Regions from separate parts of the Homo sapiens genome. Here region 1 is linked to region 2. A link is a loop called in an ENCODE intact Hi-C map of the cell type or tissue named here. Cell type or tissue: GM12878. All regions are shown on one strand. Links, peaks and the distances in the headings refer to the core of each region. The heading gives the core; the rest is flanking DNA.

Region 1 (10,755 bases), core at 1,101-9,100, 160 kb before region 2:
GATTGACTTCTGACTTCTCAACACATGGAAGATAGAAGGCGGTGGAAAATGCCAAAAGCATTCTAAAGGAAAACAATGACCAACTATGTCAGAGCATCCCCAAGACCACCTCCCCAGATTCTGCAATTCACTAGAACTCACAGCACTCAGGATATAGTTGCACTAACTGCTATGGTTTATAACAGTGAAAGGGCACAAAACAAAATCAACAAAGGGAAAAAATCACTATGGGATGAAGTCCTGAGGATACTAGGCTTGAAACTACCAAGAGTCCTCTCCCAGTGGTGTCACAAGTGACATATTTAACTCTTCCAGCAATTAATTGTGATACCAAGAGTGAAATGTTGTCTACCAGAAAAGCTCATTAGAGATGCACTGCCCACATTTGTGTTTTTGTTTTTGTTTTTTTTCCCCCCACTGGGGACTGGTCATGTAGGCACCCTCAGCCTAGCATGTACCAAAATTCCAAATAGAATTTTCCCAAAAGGAAAGCAGGTGTTCCGCATAAACCATATCGTTTGCACAAATAAATTAGGAATAGTAAAGCACTCTTATCATTCCAGGAAGGTTTATATCAGTGTAAGGAACTGTTTACAATCCAAGTTCCCGGACAACAGTTAAGGGACAACCCTGCAAGGAGGCCTTTCCAAGGGCAGCATTATCAGGCTTACTAGGTTAACTCTTTTTCTGTACACCAACTATCAGTAAAACTATCAATCTAATGTGAACATAAAATGATGACATTTTCAGATGTTCAACATCTCAAAAATTTACATTCTATCCAATTTTTTTTCCTCAGGAGAGTGAATATCCAGCACCAAAATGATGGAGTAAACCAATAAGTAGAAAGAAAGGGAAAGGAGAAATATAGACACACAAAAGAGAGGCAATGGAATCCCCAAAATTATGATGAAAATCAATCCCAGGATGATAGCTCGTACTAGGTACAAAAGACAACCAGTTCGTAAAGGAACAGATCTGAAGCCTCCAGAAGATAACACTGTTAGGATATTTGATGGGCTGAATAGATGTAGAAGACATTTAGACAACTGGCAAGGTTCTAGGCATTACATTTATAACAAGTTCATAGAAGAGTAAGTAAACAATAAACCAAGATAATTATTAACTTCAGAAAATGTGAGAAGTTGAACTGGAAAGGAAAGATTATCATGAAATAATATAATCAGGTAAAAAAATGCAAAGTACATTTTACAATGTGTACATTATACCACCACTTGTGATTTTTCTTAAAAGGATATGCACAGACACACATTCATACAAGCATGGAATATCTCTGGGAAACTAGTAAATAATAGTTGTCTCCTGGAAGAGACTAACAGAAAAAAAAATTGTGGTGGACAGGAGACTTAAAGGTTTACTCAATTTCTATGTGAGTTTTTGCCATGAACATGTATGACTTTTCAAACAAACAGGCAAATAACATGAACTCTCAAAACCAAAACAAAAAGCAAAAACAAAAAGTAGCAGAAAATAGAGCAGCAAGATACACTTAGCTCCCCCACACTCAGATGGATAATAATCTCCTTCTGCATTAATGGCACCCCCAGCTTCATGTTCTCACTAACGAGCTGTAGTAGAACACATTTGCTTAGAAAAAGTTTAATTAGTTCTTGTTTTCCTTTAATAAGAAATGTCTTTAAAAAAAAGAGCTGTAGTTTCATTTGTAAACAAAACCCCTACATTAAAAAAAAATGTAGGGCTGGGAGTGGGGGCTGATGCCTGTAATCCCAGGACTTTGGGAGGCTGCGAATGGATCACTTGAGGTCAGGATTTTGAGACCAGCCTGGCCAACATGGTGAAACCCTGTCTCTACTAAAAATACAAAAAGTAGCCGGGGGTGTTGGCACACACCTGTAATTCCAGCTACTCAGGAGGCTGAGGCAGAAGAATCACTTGAACTTGGGAGGTGGAGGTTGCAGTGAGCCGAGACTGGGCCACTTCACTCCAGCCTGGGCAGTGGAGCAAGACTCCTTATCAAAAACAAAACAAAACAAAAACACAAAAACAAAAACAAAAACAAAAACAAAACTGTAGAAGGGAGGGGCCAAGATGGCCAACTAGAAACAGCTACAGTCAGAGGCTCCCACTGAGAAGAATGAAAACAGTGAGTGAATCCTACACCAGCAACTGAGGTATCCAGGTTCTTTCATTAGGACTGACTAGGCAGTTGATGCAACCCACGGAGACTGATGAAAAGCAGGGCAACAAGAGAGAAAGGCCAGGTCACCTACAAAAGGAAGCCCATCAGACTAACAGTGGATCTTTCAGCAGAAACCCTACAAGCCAGAAGAGACTGGGGGCCAATATTCAACATTCTTAAAGAAAAGAATTTCCAACACAGAATTTAATATCTGGCCAAACTAAGCTTCATAAGCTAAGGAGAAATAAAATCCTTTTCAGACAAGCAAACGCTGAGGGAATCCACCACCACCAGGCCTGCCTTGCAAGAGCTCCTGAAGGAAGCATTAAATATGGAAAGGAAAAACTGTTACCAGCCACTACAAAAACACCCTGAAGTACAAAGACAAATGACACTGTGAAGCAACTACATTAACAAGTCTGCAAAATAACCAGCTAGCATCCTGATGACAGGATCACATTCACACATAATAGTATTAAACTTAAATGTAAATGGGCAAAATGCCCCCAGATAAAAGACACAGAATGGAAAGCTGGATAAAAAGTTGAGACCCATCAGTGTGCTACTGTCAAGAGACCCATCTCATGTGCAAAGCCTCAAAATAGTCTCAAAATAAAGGGATGGAGGAAAATTTACCAAGCAAATGGAAAGCAGAAAAAAGCATGGATTGCAATCCTAGTTTCTGACAAAACAGATTTTAAACCAACAAAGATCAAAAAAGACCAAGAAGGGCATTATATAATGGTAAAGGATTCAATTCAACAGGAAGAGCTAACTATCCTAAATATATACGTACCCAATATAGAAGCATCCAGACTCGTAAAACAAGTTCTTAGAGACATACAAAGAGACTTAGACTCCCACACAATAAAAGCAGGAGACTTTAACACCCTACCATCAATATTGGAAAGATCATCGATACAGAAAATTAACAAAAACATTCAGGACTTCAACTCAGCTCTGGATCAAGCGGACCTGATATCTACAGAACTCTCCACCCCAAAACAACAGAATATACATTCTTCTCAGTACCTCATGACACTTACTCTAAAATCAATCACATAATTGGAAGTAAAACACTTCTCAGCAAACGCAAAATAACTGAAATCATAACAAATAGTCTCTCAGACCACAGCACAGTGAAATTAGAACTCAAGATTAAGAGACTCACTCAAAAACCACACAACTACGTGGAAATTGAGCAACCTGCTTCCGAATGACTCCTGGGTAAATAATGAGATTAAGGCAGAAATCACGAAGTTCTTTGAAACCAATGAGAACAAAGAAACAGTGTAGCAGAATCTCTGCCACACAGCTAAAGCTGTGTTAAGAAGGCAATTTATAACACTGAATGCCCACATCAAAAAGCTAGAAAGATCTTAAATCAACACCCTGACATCACAACTAAAAAAAACTAGAGAACCAAGAGCAAATAAAACTCAAAGCTAGCAGAAGAAAAGAAATAAACAAGATCAGAGTGGAACTGAAGGAGATAGAAACACAAAAAACCCTTCAAAAAATCAATGAATCCAGAAGCTGTTTTTTTTTTTTAAAGTTAACAAATAGACCACTAGCTAGGCTAATAGAAAAGAGAGAAGAATCAAATAGATACGATAAAAAATGTTAAAGAGGATATCACCACTGACTCCTCAGAAATACAACCAACCATCAGAGAATACTACAAACACCTCTATGCAAATGAACTAGAATATCTAGAAGAAATGGATACATTCCTGGACACATACACCCTCCCAAGACTGAATCAGTAAGAAGGTGAATCTCATTTGATCCTCAGCAATGCTAAGATAGGCAAAGAAGCTGCTGTTATCCATGTTTTTTTTTAAATAATGTCAGTGAAATTATAAATCTGATAATATTAATCCCGCTGAGCAATATTAAAGAGCTGAAATCTAGATCTCCTGAGGCAAACTCCAGGCTTTCTAAAACATTGTCTTGCTGGAAATCTCATGAAATCATTTGACTCTGGTATAATGGTCATGATAGCACAAGAAGAGGATAGAACATCGTGCAGTAAAATGCCATTTTTATTATTTATAGCACTGTTCTAATGGAGTAATTTACCACGCCACTAATCAGTAAACCAAATGGAATGGCTTTCCATATCTACCTCATGGAAAGGCTGTAAATGTAATTAAACATTTTTTAATCCATCAAACACAAGAGCTCCTTGGAGATTTAAAATAAATATGCCTACATTCAAAGCTGCAGATAAAGGCAAAAGTGCATATGAATTACTTTGTGGTAAGTGCAGCCCAGAGGCAGTAAACTTCCATCTGGTTTTTCTGCTTCCCTCTTCCCACTGCTGCCAATACAGGAACTCTTTTAGTTTTTACACACCACCTGCACTCATCCCACAGGCCTGTTCTCCTTTAAATGCCTGGAAAGTAGCAAGCAGAGCAGCAGGTGGGTGTAGCAAGTTTTCCAATCTACATTGATGCTTTCAGTTTATGATGCATACACCTTGAGATTATAGAACTCCAGAGAGGAAGTGATCTATCCTAGCAGAGAATCAACATAATGTCCTGCTGTTATCCCTACCAGAAAATGAGGGAAGATTGAGCTGACAAGGCTGAGAGCTTGAAGACTTCACATGAGGTTCCGCACTGGGTTTGTATCCATGTGGATTACATAATAATTTCAGACCTTCTTTCTGAGGGATGGAAGAGAGCTGAGAAGCCTCAGCTGATAGCAAGAAACAGAGAACAGAGAATGGGCAAACCCCCACTGCCAAGTTGGAAATTATGAGTAGAGACCAAATAGTTAAGCTATATTAAGAAAAGCTTCAGAACCATAAGTCTTGTAGACAGAGGTAAAAAACAAGTTTCACAAGACAAGAGCCATCAGAAAAGTACTGCAATAACCACAACAGCCAGTGAAGTGAAAGACATTTGGGAGGTCATGGTTTCACTATCATTCTTCTTATTTTCTTTCAATGATTAAACATTGTATATACTGGAGAGGATGAGCAGCGTCCACATTTGCCCTGTCATGCTCCTCCTCTGTCAGGAAGAGAATGAAGGTCCAGATGAGAATTTAAATGACACTTCTTACTCTAAACATAATGGGAACACATATGGGTTGCTGTGTATTTATTGGAACAACACTGCAGAGCTCACAATACCCTGAGTTCAACATTGTTTACAGGTTTTATTAGACTGAGTATTATAATGGTTAATATTGAGTGTCAACTTGATTGGATTGAAGGGTGCAAAGTATTGTTCCTGGGTGTGTCTGTGAGGGTGTTGCCAAAGGAGAGTAACATTTGAGTCAGTGGACCAGGAGAGGGAGACCCACCCTCAGTCTGGGTGGGCATCACTAATAAGCTGCCAATGCAGCTAGAATAAAGCAGGTAGAAGAAGGTGGAAAGAGCAGACTTGCTGAGTCTTCCGGCCTTCATCTTTCTCCCATGCTGGATGCTTCCTGCCCTTGAACATCAGACTCCAAGTTATTCAGCTTTTGGACTGTTGGACTTACACTAGCGATTTGCCAAGGGCTGTCAGGCCTTCAGCCACAGACTGAAGGTTGCACTGTTGGCTTTCCTACTTTTGAGGTTTTGGGACCTGAACTGGCTTCCTTGCTCCTCAGCTTGTAGATAGCCTATTGTGAAACCTCACCTTGTGATCATGTGAGTCAATACTCCTTAATAAATTCCACTTTATATGTACATCTATCCTGTTAGTTCTGTCCTTCTAGAGAACTCTGACTAATACAAGTATTAAATACTACATACAAACTCCTCTCTGCATTGATAGCTATGCACCCCACAACTGAACCACACACCACAGTTTTGTTTACACTTGATTTGGTTGTTGGGCCATTGCCTGGATGATGTACTGCATTTTTCAAAGTGTGTAACAGTGATCACTTTGCTTGGAATCACCTATGATCATGTTACAAATGGAGACTTTCAGCCCCACCCCCCAGACCTACTGAATCGGAATCTTCAGAGAGTGAGTCTTGGAGCTTTCTTTTAAATAGGGATTGTTACCTGCACTGAAGTCTGAGAATGGGTGAATTTGGGACTCCACTTCGGTAATACAATCCAAAGTGTTTATGGGGACTATGAATTTGCTTCTTATCTGCATTATTTATTCATTTGTTTAACCAGTAACTAATTATTGTGCTCTTTCTGTGTGTTACATACTAGTTCAGATAAGAGGGCACAATACTGAACAAAACACACATGGTCCCTGCCCGTACCAGGGTACTTACATCCTAATGTATCCTACTGTTTCAGAAGATTACCCTGAGGAGTTTGAGCAGCTGCCACCAGAGTGGTGACCAAGCTTTAGGCAGACAGCTTATTAAACATCATGCATATTCAGTAGATCTGGGGTGGATTTTAGGAACCTACAAAATTCACAAACTTTCCATGTAGTTACAACTTGAGAAACCCTATTCTGCAGAGTTAGGGTATAAAATACATAATTTGTTGTATATGTTTAATCTTAAGTTAACATAGTATCTATGTTTTAAATTCAAAAAGGACCAGATATTTTGTATTTGCTCAACAGTTTTCCTTCCAATTGTTCAAGCCACTACTTTTTATGAGTTGTAATTGTAATTACGTATATTTATATATTAACTCATGTATTTAGCAACTGTTGAGCACCTACTGTGTGTCTGGCTCCCTGATGGACACCAGGGAAGCAAAGATTGAAAATATCCATCAGGAGGCTGGGCGCAGTGGCTCACGCCTGTAATCCCAGCACTTTGGGAGGCTGAGGCAGGTGGATCATGAGGTCAGGAGTTCAAGACTAGCCTGGCCAAGAGGGTGAAACCCCATCTCTACTAAAAATACAAAAATTAGCCAGGCGTGGTGGGGGGGTGCCTATAATCCCAGCTACTTGGGAAGCTGAGGCAGAGAATTGCCTGAACCCAGGAGGCAGAGGTTGCAGTGAGCCAAGATTGTGCCGCTGCACTGCAGCCTGAATGACAGAGAGAGACTCCATCTAAAAAGGAAAGAAAGAAAGAAAGAGAGAGAGAGAGAGAGAGAAAGAAGTAAGGAAGGAAGGAAGGGAGAGAAAGAAAGAGAAAGAAAAAGAAAGAAAGAGAAAGAAAGAAAGGAAAAGAAAGAAAAGGAAAAGAAAGAAAAGGAAAGAAAAGAAAGAGAAAAAGAAAAAAAAGAGAAGATCCATCAGGAAACTCACAGTTGCACAGGGAAGGAGGTTGTCAGCAATGCAGCATTTCCTCAAGTGCTGTGATTGTCATGAACTAAAGTGATTCAGAAGCATAGGGGAAAATGACTAGTTGTGCCTGGGGAGTTAGCGATGTGTTCACCAAGGAATGGACATTGAGGCTTCAAATGGAATCTGACCAGGCAGAAAAACACGGAATGATCCTATGTGCCAGGCATTGTGGGAAGTGTTTTGAAGACATAATCTCCTTAATTTTCAAAACATCTTCCGAGGTAAATGCCGTTATTATCACAATTTTATAGAAGAAGAAACTGTAGCCAGAGAGGTTACAGAACTTGCTCCAGGTCACATGTTTTGTAAGTGGCTGAGCTGGGTGTCATACCCAGGCTGTGGGATTCCAGAGCCTGCAGGCTTAGTGGTTCTGCACTGTCCCATCATAGTGGGAACACTATGGAGAAGAGCCCAAAGTCACAAGGGACTCTGCCATGTTCAGGGACCTCAACCAGGCACATGAGTCCACAGGAGAACTTAAGTGAAAGGAGCGGGAGGGTAGGAGCAGAAACATGGTCAGGTCTTGATTCTACAAGACACACGTAAAAACCAGTCTCAAAACGTTACACTTTGATCAAGTTCACTTATGTTTTCAGGAGTCAACACAAGAATTTATTCAGGCTGGCACAAAAACTACTACAGTAGATCACAGTTATTCACAGATTTCATATTTGTGAATTTGCCTGTCCACTAAAATGTATTTGTAACTCCCAAACCCATACTTGCAGCACTTTCACAGTCATTTTTGGATACACATCTTTACAGAGTGGAGAAAGCTTTTAGTGCCCCATTGCACAAGTTCCCAGCTGAGGTTGAACAAAGCCATGCTCCACCTTCTTGTACTCTTATACTGCAAACAAGTGTGCATTCTGCAGTCTATTTAGTGCAACATTTTTCACTTTAAAAAAAATTTTTTTTTTTTGCTTTTTCTTGGTGATTTCACTGTTTAAAATGGCCTCCAGGCATATTGTTAAAGTGCTGGCTGGTGTTCCTAAGAAGATTGCATTAGAGAAAATATACTTATTAGATAAGCTTTGTTCTGACATGAGCTATAGTGCTGTTAGCCATGAGTTCAGTGTTAATGAATGCATGCAATATCTTTATACAGAAACATATATAAAACAAGGTCAGACATTGGTTGACAAAAATATGTTGTGACCAGTGGTTTGTAGGAAATTAACCCTATATTTCCTCTTGGAGTAATAGTTAAATACTTGCTAATTCAGTGTTCATAGTGACTTTATAGAATAAACTACTACAAATAACAAGAATTGGCTGTATTTGAATTTTCAGAAGTGAAAGAGTAATGATAATATCTTTAATATATTGAGCACTTGCTTGAATACTATGCTAACTGTCTTCTTTATGCATATTAAACAATTTTAATTCTTGTCACAACTGTCCAGGAAAGATATTATTATTGCTCTTCCACAGAAGAAGAAACAAAGACACAGAGAGATCAATTACCATCTCAGGATTTTACAGTAATCAACAGAGCCAGAATTTGAAGCACTGATTTCAAAGCCCAGGTGGTTGTATAAACACCTCTTCCATCATAATTCTGGAATTAAAGAAGTCTGCATGTTTGTAAGTATTCATCCCATTACATGTTCCTTTAATCAAAGTCATTTTGAATGAGGATATTACTTGTTGGGTCACTGTTCTTCCCTTCTTCACCTTCTTACTTGCTAGTAAGCTGGTCCTTTGATTTGGGTGTCTGTATTCTTCGGATCCTGATGGGTAAATCTTCAGAACCAATTTTCTTCAGTTTTAAATGTGTAAAGTCTTTCAGGGCAAGGTGAGTAGTTAAAATAAATGACCTTGGACCTCTCTGTACTATTTTTGCAACTTCCTCAAAACTATAACTATTTCAAAAGTAAAAGGTTCTTAAAAATTGTCTTGGCCAGGCATGGTGGTTCATGCCTGTAATCCTAGCACTTTGGGAGGCCGAGGCCAGGAGTTCAAGACCAGCCTGGCCAACATGGTGAAACCCCGTCTCTACTAAAAATACAAAAATTAGCCAGGCATGGTGGCACACGCCTGTAGTCCCAGCTACTCGGGAGACTGAGACAGGAGAATTGCTTGAACCCGGGAGGTGGAGGTTGCAGTGAGGTGAGATCACGCCACTGCACTCCAGCCTGGGTGACAGAGCAAGACTCTGTCTCAAAAAAAAAAAAGTCTTAAAAATTCCTTACAAACCTGAAACGCCATGATTTCCTGAACTTGCTTTATGTTGGTGCTTAGCACAAAATGATATAATTGTGCATATTAAATAAACCCCAGAAGACAGGAGCCGTGAGGGCTAATTCTTTGCCTGTGAAGAAGATCCAAGTTCCAGATGGTGATATCACAAGAAGTCTAGAACTATTTAAAGATATTGCATCAACTCTACATAGATACTATGAGGATACTTTTAGAGAAAGGCCGAGTTGATAAAACAGAAGTAGAAGCCTTCTGTATTGCAGAAGGCTTCAACAGTGTTACCATAGTGGGAATGACTTGCTTTAAAATAGCTTCAACTTTGTGTGATTAACAGAGTGTAACCACCTGTCCAAACATCCAGAGTTATTTTAAGACAAGGTAGTTAGGAGACAATTCAAACACGTTAAATGCTAAAAGCAAAACAAAACAAGAAACCTATGTGAAAATTTCCCTCATTTATATACCCCATAATGAGAATACAAATTTAGAAGCCTAAACTACTAATCTGAAATACAACATGCACAACATGGACACATTTGGGATTTCCTGGCTTTAAGGGCATAAATTTTTAGCCAACTCATTAAAATAACTTTTTGGACTTCTAATTACAGTGTTTAAAACCATAAAAATGTTGTCAGTGAAAAACCAATGCATAAAAATCTAGCCTAAGTAAAGAAAATGGAAATTCAAAACACTTGAGGCTATCCAGACATCCCCCACCTTGATGATTCATGAAACCTAACTGGATAAGTATCGAAGACAATTTTAAGATGTTCTTTTTTAAAATCACAGAGGTAGCAGTGAGTTTGCTACATGAATAGCCATAATATAATGGAATTAACTTCTGGAAACTATTTATCTTAGCAGGAAAGGAAGGTCTTTCTTAAAAGGTATTAAACAACTGACCAAACTTATAAGGCTTCACACATATTTAGTAGGAAGACTCCATTGAATATTGATTTTATAGAGTTTCAATCACATTTGTGTTCTTCCTGCTAAATCTCTAATCAAGTAGACTCAAAAGATTGGAAAAAATTTTATCTATGCCAATGATATCATCCATGTCAAGGATGTTACAATGAAATTTCAAAAGGCACAAGACAAGAAATGTCACCAAGGAAGAGCTAGTTGGCCACTTAAATCCCATGGGGTGACATATTCCCAATTACTTTTACCTTTTCT
Region 2 (10,755 bases), core at 1,476-9,475:
CTCACCACAGCAAGAATTAAATGAAGGGATTAGCTGCCTCACCCACAGTCAAAAATCTCTGAATGGATTTCACTGGCACCCAGAAATTGCGTCAGTTGGAAGAAAATGGTGCAGCAAAAAATAGACTAAATAAATGGTTCTGCCAAAGAAGCCTGATAAGCCCAGAGTATCCACAATTAAGTAACGGACAGGAATGGGGTACAAAATAAGACATGTGTAACAAATCTAGAAAAATGTCTAGGAAAGAACTATGGGTGTGGTTACTGGCACATGTTAGTGTCTGAATTAAAATAAATAAAAAGCTAAGTTATTGGGAGAACTGAATTGCCAAAAAAATAATTAAAGACTATGAAACCTATAAAGAACTTAGGAGTCCCAAACATCTACGGGCAAGAAGTAAGCTGAGAAAGCTACTAACAGCATAAGAGACTACATTCCCAATGCCTACTTCATATGGAACCAAAGAGGATATTAGAACAACAAGAACCTCCAGAGGGTAAAGCCAAGGGCTATGGGGATGAGTAGAGTGGGAGCTGCACCCAGGAAGTATAATCAGTAATAGCCTCTATCTCCTGATTTACACCCACACCTGATGTACAGGCCACTGCCATCCCCTACCTCTGGTTGGAGTCTACTAAGCATCATGCAAGAGATCTCAGACTTTGAGCCTGATGCCATGACTAAATGGGATTTTTGGGTTGTGATCCTCAGGGAGGGGTGACTATACCTCATATACAGGTAGGAAAGCAAGCAAAATTATTTAAAAATATGGGCAGAATGCAAAAGTTACTGATGCTGCTGATATCCGATTACCATTTCTTCTAGGCAAATGGAAAACAATTTCCTGGCTCTTTTTTGTGAAGGTGGGGCCATGATACCAGTGAGCAAAAGTGATGTGCTCATTTCCAGGCTAAGTATTGGTTTGCTGGTGTAAGACCCTCTAAAGTTCTTTTCCTGCTTCTCACACTATGCTGATCCTGGAAACTCATGGTAAGCTGAGAGACACCCATGAGACTGAGTTCCTGAGTGAGAATAACACAGAGCAGAACACCCAAACCAACTCGGGATGAACATGTAGCTTGAGAAATAAAAAAATTGCTTTAAAAATAAGAGATTTTACTCTTACCGTATAATCCAGGAATTGTGCTCCTTGGTATATACCCAAAGGAGTTGAAAATGCACTTCTACACAAAAACAAGCATGCAAGTGTTTATAACAGCTTTAATCATAATTGCTGAAGCAATCAAGATTTTCTTCAATAGGTAGATGGATCAACTGCAGAACATCCATGTAATGAAATAGTATTCAGCACTAAAGAAATGAGCTATGAAACCATGAAAAGACATGGAGGATTGGTTCTTAAAAAAAAAAATTTGACGTCTGTTACTGAAGCATAACCTACCCACCCTATTATAACTCATACGGCACTAAGAAATCATTTAATTGACAAAATAACCTCACAAAGAAGGAAAAACAATGTATGTGAATTTGTAATAGGCAAAGCTCAAATGTATAGCATCTACTTTTTAGTTCAGAAGGAGTACTTGAATACAAAAAAAAGTTATAAGTAAATAGTGTAACAGTAGTTAGTTTTCCAAGTGAAAGGGCTCTGAAAATTAATATAGTCCACATTTTAAAAAAAACTTTCATAACTCTTTTTTTAACCTATATTGGATGGATACGTTTTGAAGATCTAAGGTACAGCACGGTAACTATATTTATATGATACTGTATTGTATACTTGAAATTTGCTAAGTGAGTAGATCTCAAATGTTCTCATCACACACACAAGGTAACTATAAGAAGCTGTAGAAATGTTGATTAGTTTGATTTTTATAATCATTTCATACTGTGTACACATCAAAACATCATATTGTATACCTTAATTCTTATTTTGTTAACTATACCTCAAAGCTGAAAAGTAAAAAGCACTTGAACTAAACTTGATCTTTTATGTATCACAAAAATACAGGCTCAATTAGCCCCAGTAAGTCATCATTTGTTTTTACATAAATTACAATGAGTCAGCCAGCTGTGCTGTCTCAAGCCTGTAATCCCAGCACTTTGGGAGGCCGAGGCAGGCGGATCACTTGAGGTCAGGAGACTAGCCTGGCTGACATGGCGAAACCCCATCTCTTCTAAAAATACAAAAACTAGCTGGGCATGGTGGCACACACTTATAATCCCAGCTACTTGGGAGGCTGACGCAGGAGAATCCCTTGTACCCGGGAGGTGAAGTTTGCGGTGAGCCGAGATCATGCCACTGCACCCCAGCCTAGGTAATAAGGCAAGACTCCATCTCAAAAGAAAAAAAAAATTACAATGAATCATTTCAACTCTTGAAATTTTCATGAATCTAAGCCAATATTTCTCAAGGAGTATGGATCAATTGTATTACAAGAATCTGAAGTATTTGTTAAAAATGCAGATGCCCAGGCTCCATCCAGCTTCACTGACTCAGAATCTTTACAGATTGGGACCCAGGAATCAAAAGTTTATCCTGTGTCCAGGTTTGAGAATCACTGACCTAGGTTCTGTATAAAATTATAAGGCTCCATATAATAAGCCTTTAAGATGCTAGTTTAAGATATCAAATAAGCACATAAGCATTGCATTCACAATTAGTGTAACATAAATTTACACCCAGAATAACATATCTGAGGCCTTTTCAGGACTCCATCATGCTTCTAACCTTTGAGCTGTAGTGAGCTGCATGATTGTTGTATAATAAAGTGGCTCAGAGTAAGGCTTAATAACAGAATGAAGTTCAAGTAAAAACATCTTAAATGGATTTCCATTTTTCCTAATGCAAAATTTAGCTAATTCTGAGTTCGAATTGTCCTCCTACTGCCCACGTTTCCCACAGGAAGTGGACAGTATAACTTGAGGTGATGAAGCTTTGCAGTTAAGAAACTGATGGGAAACATAACAAATTTCAAGATGTTTAAGTGGTTCTTTGGGGGAGAACTCACTGTCATGAAGAATGCAAATGAAAACAGAATAATAAAATGCATGTGGAACTATTTATCTGTTTGTTCCTAAGAATAAGAGATTTTTTTATTCTTGGTATTTCTCCTGGTAATTTTTATTCCATAACTCACATTTCTGGTTTTTTTAAATGAATTTATCAACCAAATGTGATTAGGTACAGGCATGTTTTGTATCTGCAGAATCCAGGAACAACCTCTACCATTCTTATAAATCAAAGATTGGTGAGCTATCAGTACTATGGTCTGAGTATAGGGAAATTCAACTAATACATTTTGTATAAAACCAACCAGAGGCAGGAATAGGCTGTTTATAATTTAAAGAGATTCATTCAACCTATACTGACCTTTCCTTCTCTATGATATTTAAATTCACATACAACACACTTGATACTTCTCTAATAGTTACATATCTGTTAGTTTTTCTCCCCAAATTATTCAATGTTTTTGAGAGGAAACAGAATTGTTTGAACTACATTTAATGAACAAATACATTTCTCTCAAAAGACTATCAGTGCCAGGCATGGTGGCTCACACCTATAATCTCAGCACTTTGGGAGGTCGAGATGGGGAGATCACTTGAGATCAGGAGTTCGAGACCAGCCTGGCCAACATGGCAAAAACCCCTCTCTACTAAAAATACAAAAATTATCCAGGCTTAGTGGCACACACCTGTAATCACAGCTACTCGGGAGGCTGAGGCAGGAGAATCGCTTAAACCCGGGAGGCAGAGGTTGCAGTGAGCTGAGATCATGCCAATGCACTCCAGCCCGGGAGACAGAGTGAGACTGTCTCAAAAAAAAAAAATGTTTATTGAAGTTCCGATGAAAATTAATTTGGAGTAATTGAGGCAATAGAGTGAGACTCTGTCTCAAAAAAAAAGAACATTAAAATTAATTTCATACTAATTAAATCTAATGTACAAACTAAACTTAGTTTCACCTCTAATTTAGTCTTTACATATATGATTCCCAAGAAAAATACCACAGGTTACAGAAATCCAACTATTTCAGTTTCAAAGGGGGAAAAATAAGCTATTATATGACAAGCTAGTCAACAGATTCCTAAATCAGCCAGTTATTACTGATGTTATTCTTTTCAAGGGAAAGTAGACTATGCCAAAATTTTCAAAAATACAAATGTATATTTAATCCAAAATAACACTGCAATGACAATGATCTCAGTACCTCAGGATATACTCAGTAAATAAACACTTTCTGGCTGATGAATAGGTGCAGAGGTCAATAATGTGCTCCTAACAGGACTGCTCTTACATGAAAGGCATGATTCACAAGAGGAAGTTCCTGTTACTACACCCCAAAGGGTTCTCAAGGCCTGAATGCCTTCCTAGAGATACTTGTGTTTGCATGCCAAGCCATCACATAAAACTGAAAGCACAGAAAAGGTCTCACAGGTGTCTTAAAGATACAAGTACAGCAGGACAGCAGAGGTGTAGTGAGCTGGTAGCTGGACTCGGGATCTGGAAGATGGAAACAAAGAGTATAGGGTATGCCATAGGTCTCAATATTATAATGTTGGACAAAAGCCTGTGGTTGAAAAGATAATGAACATGCAGTTTAGTGACCAAAATAAGGGAGTGAATGTACGGAAAAACATTTTTCACAATGCCTACCTTACAGCATGTGCATGATAGGTGGTTTTTTAATGATTTTGTAGTATATGGGATCAGAAGCCCTGTCTGCAAAACTCCATACAAGGTCCCTCTCTCCCTGCCCATGACTACCAGCCACATTCTGAAAGGAATGGGTATGATGACCTGCAGGGGGATCGATGCCAGATACTAACAAATTATACCCCAGTGAAAATTCAGCAGAAGAGAGGAGTTCAAGATGGGAAAATCCCTTCTCATTTGGACCCACTTGGTCTCTGCAAAAAGCCATTCCTGCCACCAGCACCCAGTGGGCTGTGCTGTTCATGGGGGATACACAGCCTGGTGCTAAATGGAGCGCTGCTGCTAAAATCAGCTTATCACAGCTCTGCTCTTTTCTTCTTTTGACCAAGCTTGCATCACAGGGACCACAACAAAGAAAGGGCTTCCTGCATTTTGCAGAAGTGAAAAAAGATCAAAGATTCAGTCTGGGACAGACCTGAGAAGTTCAGTGGCCACATATACAAAGCCAAAATCGATGTACAGTCAGAGAAGGGAACCTCAGATTTGAGATTGAGACTGTGATGAAAAGTCCAGGCAATCAATCTAGGTCTGATAAATCAGTTTCCTAATTTTACAGACAGGAAAACCATATTTGAGAACTATTCCCACGTGCCTTCACCAGCCAGTAAAAGAGGGACAAGAACCCTACCTACCAGGGCCCAGTGCCAACATCTGTTCTGCCACAGTGCTATTCCTCAGAACAAGGGTTAGTGAACACACCTGGCTAGGGATGCTAAGGGCTAAGGCAAGTTCTGGTGAAGCTTCCCTGAACTTCCTGTTCCAAAACCAATCACCCTCCTCCATCCATGTAAAAGGGAAGGACACCTATTTCTAATTTCAGACCTAGCTCCCTCTATACTTTTACTCACCCCTTCTTACTGCCTTACACCAGGGAAACCCTATATTGCATAGATACACATCTATATATAATGTTGTAATTATTATTCTATGTCTTTTCAAAAGCAAAGATAATTTGTTTTAAAAAGGCAAAACTATGGAGACAGTACAAAAGCTCAGAGGTAGCTGGGGTTTGGGGATAGGGAGGAAGGAATAGGCAGAGCACAGAGGATTTTTAAGGCAGTGAAAATACTCTGTATGATACTTTAATGGTGAACACATGACATTATACATTTATTCAAACCCATAGAATGTACAACAGCAAGAGTGAGCCCTAATATAAACTGTGAACTTTGAGTGATGATAGCGATATGTCAATGTATGTTCATTGATTGTAACAAATGTACCACACGGGTGGGGGGTGTTGATAATGGAGGAGGCCAGCAGGGGAGGGCAGTGGGTATATGGGATGTCTTTGTACCTTCTTCTCAATATTGCTGTAAATCTAAAACTGCTTGAAAAAAGTAATCATCCACATTATGAACACTAATATCATGAATCACTGAAAAACTCACAGGTTTTCCTAAACCAGGGGCTTCAATAAATCAGTTCGCATTTAACATATCTATCTTCAGGTCCAAAATTTAACATGGTTCATTTGTTTATTTTCTACCTTTCACAGGAATTTGGTACAGATAGGTGGGAGGAGCAACAGATGATGGCAGTTCCATTGGATACTATATTCTTTTTAAAAAAGAAAGTAGTAGAAAATACTTAACATAAAATCTAGCCTTTTAGCAAATCTCAGTGTACAGACAGAACGGTGTGGTTTACTATATGCACATTGTTGTAGGGCAGTTCTCTTGAACTTATTCATTTTGGATGACTGCAACTCTGTATCCATTGAACAGCAATTCCCCATTCTCCCCACTCCTGGAAACCATCACTCTACTTTCTGCTTCTATAAGTTTGACTGTTCTAGAAACCTCATCTAAGTGGAATCATGCAATATTTGGCCTTTTGTGGCTCACTTATGTCACATAGCGTAAAACCCACAAGATTCATCCATATAGCGTGGGACAGAATTTCCTTAAGACTAAATAATATTCTATTATGTGTTTCTATTTCACATATTCTCAATCCATTCATCCACTTACAAACATGTAAGTTGTTTCCACCTCTTGGTCATTGTGAATAGTGCTGCAGTAAGCATGGGAGTGCAAGTATCTATCTGAGGCCTTGTTCTGAATTATTTGAATACCTGGAGTGGGATGGCTGGATCATATGTTAGTCCTAGTCTTTTTTGAGGAAAGACCCCACCATTTTTCATAGAAGCTACACAATTTTACATTCCCAAAAACACACAAGGGTTTCAATTTCTCTATATCCTGATATTCGTTATTTGTTTTTTATAATGGCCGTCTTAGGTGTGAGGTGATATCTTGTAGCTTTTTCATTCCTTAGGGATGTTAAACACTGAGTTTTAGGAGTTTATTATATATTTTGGATTATTAATCCCTTATTAAACACATGGTTTGCAAATATTTTCTCGCATTCCATAGGTTGCCTTTTTATTCTGTGGACTGTTTCCTTTGCCATAAAGCTTTTTAGTTCGATGTAGTCTCACTTGCCCATTTTGGTGTTGTATCTTGGGCTTTTTGTGTTACATTCACATTTGGTGTCACATTCAAGAAATCCTTGCCAAGACCAATGTCATAAAGTTTTTTTCCTATGTTTTCTTCTAGTTTTATAGTTTTAGGACTATGTTTCAGTCTTTAATCCATTTTGAGTCTATATTTTGTATATGGTATAAGGGTCCAATTTTATTCATTTTTGATTGACAAATAATAATCGTGTATATTTATGGGGTACAAAGTAATGTTTTAATCTATATATACATTGTAGAAAGATTACACCAAGCTAATTAACATATCCATCAATTTCATTATTTTCAACATGGATATCCAGTTTTCCCAACACTATTTGTTGAAGAGACTATATTTCTCCCTTGGTGATTTTAGCACACTTGTCAAAGATCATTTGACGGTATATGGATGTGTTTATTCCTGGGCTCTTGATTCTGTTCCATTGCTTTATATGTCTGTTTTTATGCGAGTAGCATACTGTTCTGATACTATAGCTTTCTAATATATTTTGAAGTCAGGAAGTATGAGGCCTCTAGTTTTGTTCTTTCTCAAGATTGTTTTGGCTATCTGGGACTCTTTGGAGTCCCATATGAATTTTAGGATTGTTTTCCTATTACTGAAAAGAAAAAAGCATTGGAATTTTAATAGGGAATGCATTAATTCTGTAGATTACTTTGGGCAGGATGAGTGTTTTAACAATATTAAGTCTTTCAATCTATGAACACAGGATATCTTCCCATTTATTTGTATCTTTAATTCCTTCCAGCCATGTTTTTAAAATTTTCGGTGGATAAGTATTTTTATCCCTGGTCAAGTTTAGTCCTGATTATTTTTTGATATTGTAAGTGGAATTATTTTCTTAATTATCTTTTTCAGATTGTTCATGTCAGCATATAAAAAGAGCTTATTTTATATGTTGATTTTATATCTTACAACTTTGAATTTATTCAACAGTTTGTGTGTGTATGGCAGAGTTGTTTCTACATATAAGACATCATCTGTGAATAGAAATAATAAATATTACATCTTCCTTTCAGATTTAGATGCCTTTTATCTCTTTTGTTTAGCTAAGACTTCCAGTACTATGTTAAATAGAAATAGTGAGGATGGGCATTCTTTTCTTCTTCCTGATCTTAGAGAAAAAGCTGTTAGTTTTTCACTATTGAATACGTCTGCTGTTTGTCATATATTGCCTTTATAATGCTGAGGTAATTTTCTTTTATTCCTATTTTTTCAAATGTTTTTATTAATCTTGTAAAGGTGTTGAATATTTTCAAATGTTTTTACTGCATCTATTGAGATGATCATGTAATTTTTATCCTTAGTTCTGTTCATGTGGTGTATCATATTGATTGATTTTTAAATGTTGAACCATCCTTTCATCTCAGGGAAAAATCCCACTTGGTCATGGTACATGATCCTTTTGATGTACCATTGAATTCAGCTTGCTAGAATTTTTATGAGGATTTTTGCATCTATGTTCATCAGAGACAGTAGCCTGGAGTTTTCATTTCTTGTAGTGTATTTGCCTGACTTTGCTATCAGGATAATCCTGGCCTTTGAAAAGTGTATTTGGAAATATTCTATCCTCTATAATTTTTGGAAGAGTTTGAGAAGGATTGATAGAATTATTCAGTTAAGTCAACTAGTTCTGTGTTTTGCTTTGTTGGAAGATTACTGATTCAACCTCCTTACAAATTATAGATTTATTCAGATTTTCTATTTCTTCATAGCTCAATCTTGACAGTTTTATATTCCTAGGAATTTATCCATTTCTCCTGGATTACATAATTTAGTGGTACATAATTGTTCATAGTGATCTCTTATAATCTGATATGGTTTGGCTATATCCCCACCCAAATCTCATCCTGAATTGTAGTTATTATAATCCCCATGTGTCGTAGGAGGGACCTAGTGGGATGTAATTTAATCATGGGGACAGTTACCCTCATGCTGTTCTCGTGATAGTGAGTGGGTTCTCACGAGATCTGATGGTTTTATAAGGGGCTTTTCCCCTTTAGCTCAGCACTTCTCCTTGCTGCCACCATGTGAAGAAGGATGAGTTTGCTTCCCCTTCTGCAGTGATTATAGGCATCCTGAGGCCTCCCCAGCCACGCAGAACTGTGAGTCAATTAAGCCTCCTTCCTTTATAAATTACCCAGTCCTTGGCCATCAGAGAAATGCAAATCAAAACCACAATGAGATGCCATCTCACACCAGTTAGAATGGCGATCATTAAAAAGTCAGGAAACAGGTGCTGGAGAGGATGTGGAGAAATAGGAACACTTTTACACTGTTGGTGGGACTGTAAACTAGTTCAACCATTGTGGAAGTCACTGTGGCGATTCCTCAGGGATCTGGAACTAGAAATACCATTTGACCCAGCCATCCCATTACTGGGTATATACCCAAAGGATTATAAATCATGCTGCTATAAAGACATATGCACACGTATGTTTATTGTGGGACTATTCACAATAGCAAAGACTTGGAACCAAGCCAAATGTCCATCAATGATAGACTGGATTAAGAAAATGTGGCACATATACACCATGGAATACTATGCAGCCATAAAAAAGGATGAGTTCATGCACTTTGTAGGGACATGGATGAAGCTGGAAACCATCATTCTCAGCAAACTATCGCAAGGACAAAAAACCAAACACCGCATGTTCTCACTCATAGGTGGGAATTGAACAATGAGAACACATGGACACAGCAAGGGGAACATCACACACCAGGGCCTGTTGTGGGGTGGGGGGAGGGGGGAGGGGGGAGGGATAGCATTAGGAGATATACCTAATGTTAAATGACGAGTTAATGGGTGCAGCACACCAACATGGCACATGTATACATATGTAACAAACCTGCACGTTGTGCACATGTACCCTAAAACTTACAGTATAATAAAATATAAATAAATAAATAAATTACCCAGTCTTGTGTATGTCTTTATTAGCATCATGAGAACAGATTAATACATAATCCTTTTTGTTTCTGTGGCATCAGTTGTTAATATCTCCTCTTTCATTTCTGATTTTGAGTCTTCTTTTTTCTTACTCCAGCTAAGGATTTCTCAATTTTGTTGATCTTTCCAAAACAACAACTTTTAGTTTTATCCATTTTTTTCTATTGCTTTCCTATTCTCTATTTGTTTCTTCTCTAATCTTTTTATTCCTTCTAATTTTGGGCTTAGCTTGTTCTTCATGTTCTACTTCCTTGCACTATAAGATTAGATTGTTTATTGAGATCTATCATCTTTTTTAATATAGGCATTTATCACTATAAACTTCCATCATAATACTTATTTTCTGCATTCAGTAAGCTTTGGTATATTGTGTTTCATTTTGTTTGTCTCAAGATATTTTGTAATTTCTCTTTTGATTTCATCTTTGGTCCACTGGTTGCTCAAGAATGTTGTTTCTATGGAATGGGAGAAAATATTTGTAAACCATACATCTGATAAGGGATTAATATCCAAAGTGTATAAGGGATCCAAACAATCCAAATAGCAAGAAAACAACACAATTTAAGAATAGGCACTGAATAGACATTTTTCAAAAGAACATATAGAATGGCCAAAAGGTATATGCAAATATGTTCAACATCGCTA

The links. A loop is a pair of places that touch in the nucleus more often than their neighbours do. Peaks named below come from ENCODE experiments on the same cell type or tissue, not always from the same donor. Only the 100,000 strongest peaks of a DNase experiment are listed, where the experiment ranks them.
Region 1: it touches region 2 in a loop (2.8-fold over the local background); 1 of 110 quality-filtered maps calls a loop at or near these places.

What each region holds. Positions count from the first base shown.
Region 1 is chr13:47,141,455-47,152,209 of GRCh38, reverse strand. No RefSeq gene overlaps it. Among named protein-coding and RNA genes, the nearest start is that of HTR2A, 250 kb to the right of the region's middle. In GM12878, for the core only: no CTCF peak of the experiment used is centred there; a DNase peak (open chromatin) is centred at 5,029.
Region 2 is chr13:46,977,639-46,988,393 of GRCh38, reverse strand. No RefSeq gene overlaps it. Among named protein-coding and RNA genes, the nearest start is that of HTR2A, 86 kb to the right of the region's middle. In GM12878, for the core only: no CTCF peak of the experiment used is centred there; DNase peaks (open chromatin) are centred at 4,323 and 5,033; H3K4me3 peaks cover 1,023 bases; H3K27ac peaks cover 2,386 bases.